Linked DNA regions of Homo sapiens: region 1 is linked to region 2. A link is a loop called in an ENCODE intact Hi-C map of the cell type or tissue named here. Cell type or tissue: OCI-LY7. All regions are shown on one strand. Each heading gives the region's core, and the rest is flanking DNA. Links, peaks and the distances in the headings are about the cores only.

Region 1 (2,929 bases), core at 159-2,658, 130 kb after region 2:
ATGCATTTGTTTATTATCAATAATCATAGCATGAAATTTATTTTTTGGACATTTCATAATTTTTTATTACAAAGTCATTCAAAATCATACATTATAAAAAACATTCACGTAGTACAGAAGCACATGCAGTAAAATGTTGAAGTCCTTTTATTATTTTCCCCTTCACCCCCCTAATCACCCTTCTGATAGTACTGTTTCTTAAAATAACTTTTAAGTATATATGTGTGTGTGCATATGTGTGTGTGAATTATATTGTAATGTGTATGTCATCATGATTATATTTTATAATTATGTTACGTATAACATAATTTAATCTTTTTAAAGTTAATAGAATTATCCTAAATAAATTGTTATTTGATATGCTTTTTTAGTTAACTTTCTTTTTTCTTGGTGACCTTTCCATGGCAGTACAAGTGAACATAGCTCATTATTTTTGGATATAATACATCGTTTTAAAATATAAAGTGATATGCAGTCATGTGTCACTTAACACAGGGATATGTTCTGAGAACATACACTAACAATTCATTGTTAGGACATTTTGTCATTGTGTGAACATCACAGAGTGTATTTACACAAGCCTAGATTGTGTAGCCTAGGCTAAATGCTATATAAACCTGTATGGCATGCTGCTGTGTTGAATACTGCAGGCAATTGTAACACAATGGTAAATATTTATGTACTTAAACATATTTAAAGACAGAAAAGGTACCATAAATATGTAGTATAAAAAATTAAAAATAACACATCTGTGTATGGCACTTACCATGAATGGAGCCTGCAGGATTGGAAGTTGTTCTGGGTGAGTCAGTGAGTGAGTGGTGAGTGGATGTGAAGGACTTGGACATTCCTGTACACTGTGTAGACTATATAAACACTGTACACCTAGGCTACACTAAATTTATAAAACTTATTTTTTTCTTTAATAGTAAATTAACCTTACCTTACTATAACTTTTTACTTTATAAACTTTTAAATTATTTTTTAACTTTTTGACTCCCTTACAATAACACTTAGCTTAAAACATGAACGTATTGGCCAGGTGCGGTGGCTCAAGCCTGTAATCCCAGCACTTTGGGAGGCCGAGGCGGGCAGATCACGAGGTCAGGAGATCGAGACCATTCTGGCTAACACGGTGAAACCCCGTCTCTACTAAAAGTACAAAAAAATTAGCCGGGCATGGTTGCTGGTGCCTGTAGTCCCAGCTGCTGGGGAGGCTGAGGCAAAAGAATGGCGTGAACCCGGGAAGCGGAGGTTGCAGTGAGCCGAGATCGCGCCACTGCACTCCAGCCTGGGCGACAGAGCGAGACTCCATCTCGAAAAAAAAAAAAAAAAAAAAAAGAACTAATTGTACAACTGACCAAAATACTTTTTTCTTCACAATCTTATTCTATAAGCTTTTTAAATTTTTTAACCTTAATTTTTTTTTCTCTAAAAACTAAAACATAAACACACACTAATGTGTGCAGGTCTACGCCTACACAGGGTCAGGATCATCAATGTCACTGTCATCTACCACCACATGTTGTCCCACCAGAAGGTCTTCAGGGATGGTAACACCCATGGAGCTGTCATCTCCTGTGATAACAGTGCCTTCCTCTGGGTACCTCCTGAAAGGTCAGCCTAAGGCTCCGCTACAGTTAACTGTAAGTAAGTAGGAGTAAAATACACGCTAAAATAGCAATAAAAAGAGTAGTATAGTAAATACATAAACCAGTGACACAGTCAGATATTATTATCAAGCACTATATAGTGTACATAACTATACTGCTATAGTTTTATATGATTGACAGTGTAGTAGGTTTATTTACACCAGCATTATCACAAACACATGACTAATGCCTTGTGCTACAATGTTTCGATGGCTACAATGTCACTAGGTGTTAGGAATTTTTCAGCTCCATTATAATCTAATGAGAGCACCATTGCAGATGTGGTTCCTCATTGACCAAAAGGTCATTGTAACTATATAGAGAGAATATATACAACTGTGTATAACTGCACTATATTCCACAATGTGGGTACTCTACACTTTAGCCATTTTCCATTTATGAGTAGTCTGCATACTTCCAATTTTTCATTATTTCAAACAACGCTATACATACGGTTTTGAGTTTATGTAGGAAAACTGTTTTAGAACTACATAAGATTTGCACGTTTATGGTTTTGAAAGATCCTGCCAAATTACCCTACAGTTTTGGAGTCTCAACCATGATATACAAAAGCGTTTCCCTGCACTCTGGCCAGCAGTGCATGGAGGGACAGTTCAAAATCTTCCACTCTAATATTGTTTTATTATTTGTTATTTATTTTTATTATTTTTTATTTTGAAGTATTTCCTTCTTTTTTGTCTCTTGGTATTTTTAAAAAGTAAATTGCTTCTTCATATGTTTTGCTTTCTCATTGTGTCATCTTTTTCTCTGAGTTGAAGCTCCTTAGGTATTTTAAATATTAATCCTTTTAAAAATATATGTTGCAAGTATTTTCCCATGATTTATTTGCATTTTGTAATTGTGTTTATGTTGCTTGATTTTATGATTTTGGGGAATTATATCTTATTTAAGATGGCCTCCGCAACCAGTATTCTAAATTAGCTCCTATATTTTCTTCTAGTATTTGAAGCAAAGGAGAGAGGTCCTTGGTGAGAAGTTCAGTTTAAATTGTGGCTCTGCCATTTATCAGCTGTGTGTCTCTAGGAAAGGCACTTAGACTCTTCAGATTATAAATAATTTGTAAAATATCTTGCATTAACCCTTATTTGGAATTAACTACAAATTTTACTGATGTATTCGCTCACTGTTTATTTTAAAATCATATTGTACTTAGTATTTGTTAATTGTGAAATATTTGGCTATTATGAAACATTCTAAACATACAGAAAAATGTTGAGAAAAATAAAAGACAGACTTGAGTAATTATGTAACAGGTT
Region 2 (2,929 bases), core at 102-2,601:
TACAGATAAGCGTGATAAATCAGATAAATTTTGGCTTAAATCATGATGTATGGTCATTCAAATCCACAGACGGGTAAGAGCTCAAGGTTTTTGAATTATGTAAATAATTTATTTTTTCAAATATGTTAATCTAGGACAAAAGTAATTACAATTATGCAATTATAATTAAGTTCTTTAGAAATATGTTATTTTAGTTAGCATACACATTACGATTCACGCATGGGTCTCTTGTAGGGCATAGACCTTTCTATTCCATTCTAGAATAGCTGTGTGTTAAAGAAGATAACTCAGAGGCATGAGTGGATTGTACAGCAGTCAGCTATGCTTGTAGCCTATTTTGCCCATCTCATCTCTAAAGATAAAATACTTCAGTTTTTTTGGGTGGAATTGGTGAAGAGACAGATGTCTCAGGCTTGTGGCAGAATGTCACCTTGGCAATTAATGGGGAAAGCAAAGACCCACGGCTTACTTACTACTAATTAAGAAGTCACAGTACAGACCTAAGGAGAAGAAAGATCTAGCATGGTGGCAGGCTGGAGCAGACAGGGTGGAGGTTGTAGCAACTAGCTGATGGGGCATTTATGGGCTTAGTTGTGTGAACAAATGTGAACTTGAAAGAGTCAGTCCTTCAGAATGGATCCCAAGTGGCTATTTAAAATAGACCAAGGAGCTATGTGCTGACTAAAGTTCACACACATACTCTGAGATGCACAAAAAGCCACACTTTTTTAACTTTGGGACTTTCAGAGCTCACCTGAACCAACCAGTCACAGCTTGGCTCTATCAATCAATCAGAACTCAGCTGTGTCAGCCAATCAGCAATAAGGAAGTTTGAATCCTTTGTTTACATAAAAGGACCTGCTCGGGAAGCTGGGCTGAAGCTTTTGCTATAAAACCCACACTCTTTCTTTGTTCTCTGGAACCACCTTTGTTTTACACCTAAGGCTGTGTCTCACCAGTTAGCAAACTGTTCACTGGAATAAAGTCTCTTTCCTTCAAATTCCTTTTCAGAGAACTTTTGTTCACAGTTGGCAGGAGGGAGAGTGGAGGGGAACTACCTCTAGGGCCTACCAAGAGTTTCAGAGACAGGTCATCCAGACCTTTCCAGCAGAGGGCAGTCACAGCTTGGTTTTTCTCATGCAACCCGTGGCTTCATTCCTTGGGTTTCACTGCCCTGGCAAGGCTAACTCCAGGTTCCAACGCTTAGGGTAGGGCAGTTCACTCTCTTTTTCTTTAATCCATGGATACGGAAAAGGCTTTTACTGAGGTCTCAAATTCCAGAGAAGACCTTGGCGATATTGTAACTACATTTTTTTTTCATACAGGGTACAGAAATGAAGATGTATCTACGTAGATTTTCTTTTTGCTTCCCTGCTCTCAAGTTTGATCAACGATCATGTTGGAACGTGTCTGTTCAGAATTTAATATGATTTAGACAAAGGCTTGAAGTTATGGTTGCTTAATTGAAAGTTTCTTGCAAAAGAGAAAAAATACAGACGTTTGAAGGTGGAAAACTAAGAGATTTAAGAAATATATGAGGAAACTCCTTTTCCCCTCCACCAGCTTGAGGAACTTCAAACACCTAGAAGGCATTTATTATTCAAATAATTATTTTGTTAGTGATTACTGATAATTTATTAAAGTCCATAGTCCAGAAATCTGTTAATTAACTTTATATTTAAAAATTAAAATGGAATGTTATGCCATTCTTACCAACAGCCAGGTTTTAGATAACGATGTGGTATAAATGATTTCAATTAATTACTGTTTCCTTCTCTTATTTAAATTTAGGATTCAATATTTATTTTTGCCAAATTATTAAAAAAATTTTTCCGTTTCATTAGGGAAGTTAGTTTAAGAGACTTAACCTCGCAATAAACTTCCAATTAGACAGTTTATTACAAAGTCTTACGTAGTGCATTCTTAATTTAAATATTATTCATTTCTAGCTGAACTTTCACGAATGATGTAAAGTTATTAATTACTGATACTACAGCTGAGTAAAGTAAGTCTTTGGTTCCAACTGAACCAGGAGAGAAAGGTCATTATATGTCTAAGAACTGGGCCCGCCTTACCTTTGGAGGAAGGGTACGACAGAGCACAGATTTTATGTTCTAAAGATGGCGGCACCAATATGGTTATCAAACTCACATGATTTCCTTACAAGGCGATTGACACACTTCTCAGTGGGGTTTGTTTTCTCCCCTTGAATCTAGGCAGGGCTTGTAACTGCCTTGACTAATGGAGTATCTCAGAAAGGATGCTATACAATTTCTAGTGCTAGTTCATAAATGGGATGTAGTTTCTGCCTGTCTCTACTGGAGGGACGTATAGGAATGGTGTGCCAGGTGCAGGCGACATCAAGGAGTGGTGTTGATGGCTACAAACGCTAACACTTTAAAGGTGTCAGCTTATATTATAGGCAGCGTGTGGGCTTAGAAGATTTTAATATTACTCCTATTCATGTTAGGGGGATAGAAACCCTCTGAAATCTATAGGTTGAATAGTCAAATTGTGAAAAGAGGATTTCTCTCTGGCTCTTTTAAATTAAACTGGGATAATTTTGGTTTTGAAGACTCTTCAATATCCCAAGAGTATAGTAGAGACTAAAAAAGAAAACCCAGGCCACCATAACCTTGCCTGTTTCCATGACTAAGACATGCACTAAACACAGATAAGCATTATGAACAGAACTGTACAACTTTTGACCATGTAGGACAAGGTTGGAAAAATAAATGTGTTGTCTCTCAAGAACTTGAAAGGATGCATTAGATAGATTTAGACCAATGGCATAATTTCTTATTCATTCCTGTTGCTTCTTTAATGTTCATCAATAACCAGGCAAGACGTGGACAGTGAGGAGCCCTGTTGTCTGAACAGGGCTGCTAATGAATTGGTATCTGCTGTCACAAGAGTGCAATCACTAAAT

Evidence for each region. Peaks named below come from ENCODE experiments on the same cell type or tissue, not always from the same donor. Only the 100,000 strongest peaks of a DNase experiment are listed, where the experiment ranks them.
Region 1: a loop joins it to region 2, with 6 times the contacts of the local background. A loop is called at or near these places in 2 of 110 quality-filtered maps.

What each region holds. Positions count from the first base shown.
Region 1 is chr4:89,352,131-89,355,059 of GRCh38, forward strand. No RefSeq gene overlaps it. Among named protein-coding and RNA genes, the nearest start is that of GPRIN3, 46 kb to the left of the region's middle. In OCI-LY7, for the core only: a CTCF peak has its summit at 1,612; a DNase peak (open chromatin) is centred at 1,591.
Region 2 is chr4:89,226,037-89,228,965 of GRCh38, forward strand. No RefSeq gene overlaps it. Among named protein-coding and RNA genes, the nearest start is that of GPRIN3, 80 kb to the right of the region's middle. In OCI-LY7, for the core only: a CTCF peak has its summit at 1,124 (motif pointing right); a DNase peak (open chromatin) is centred at 1,105.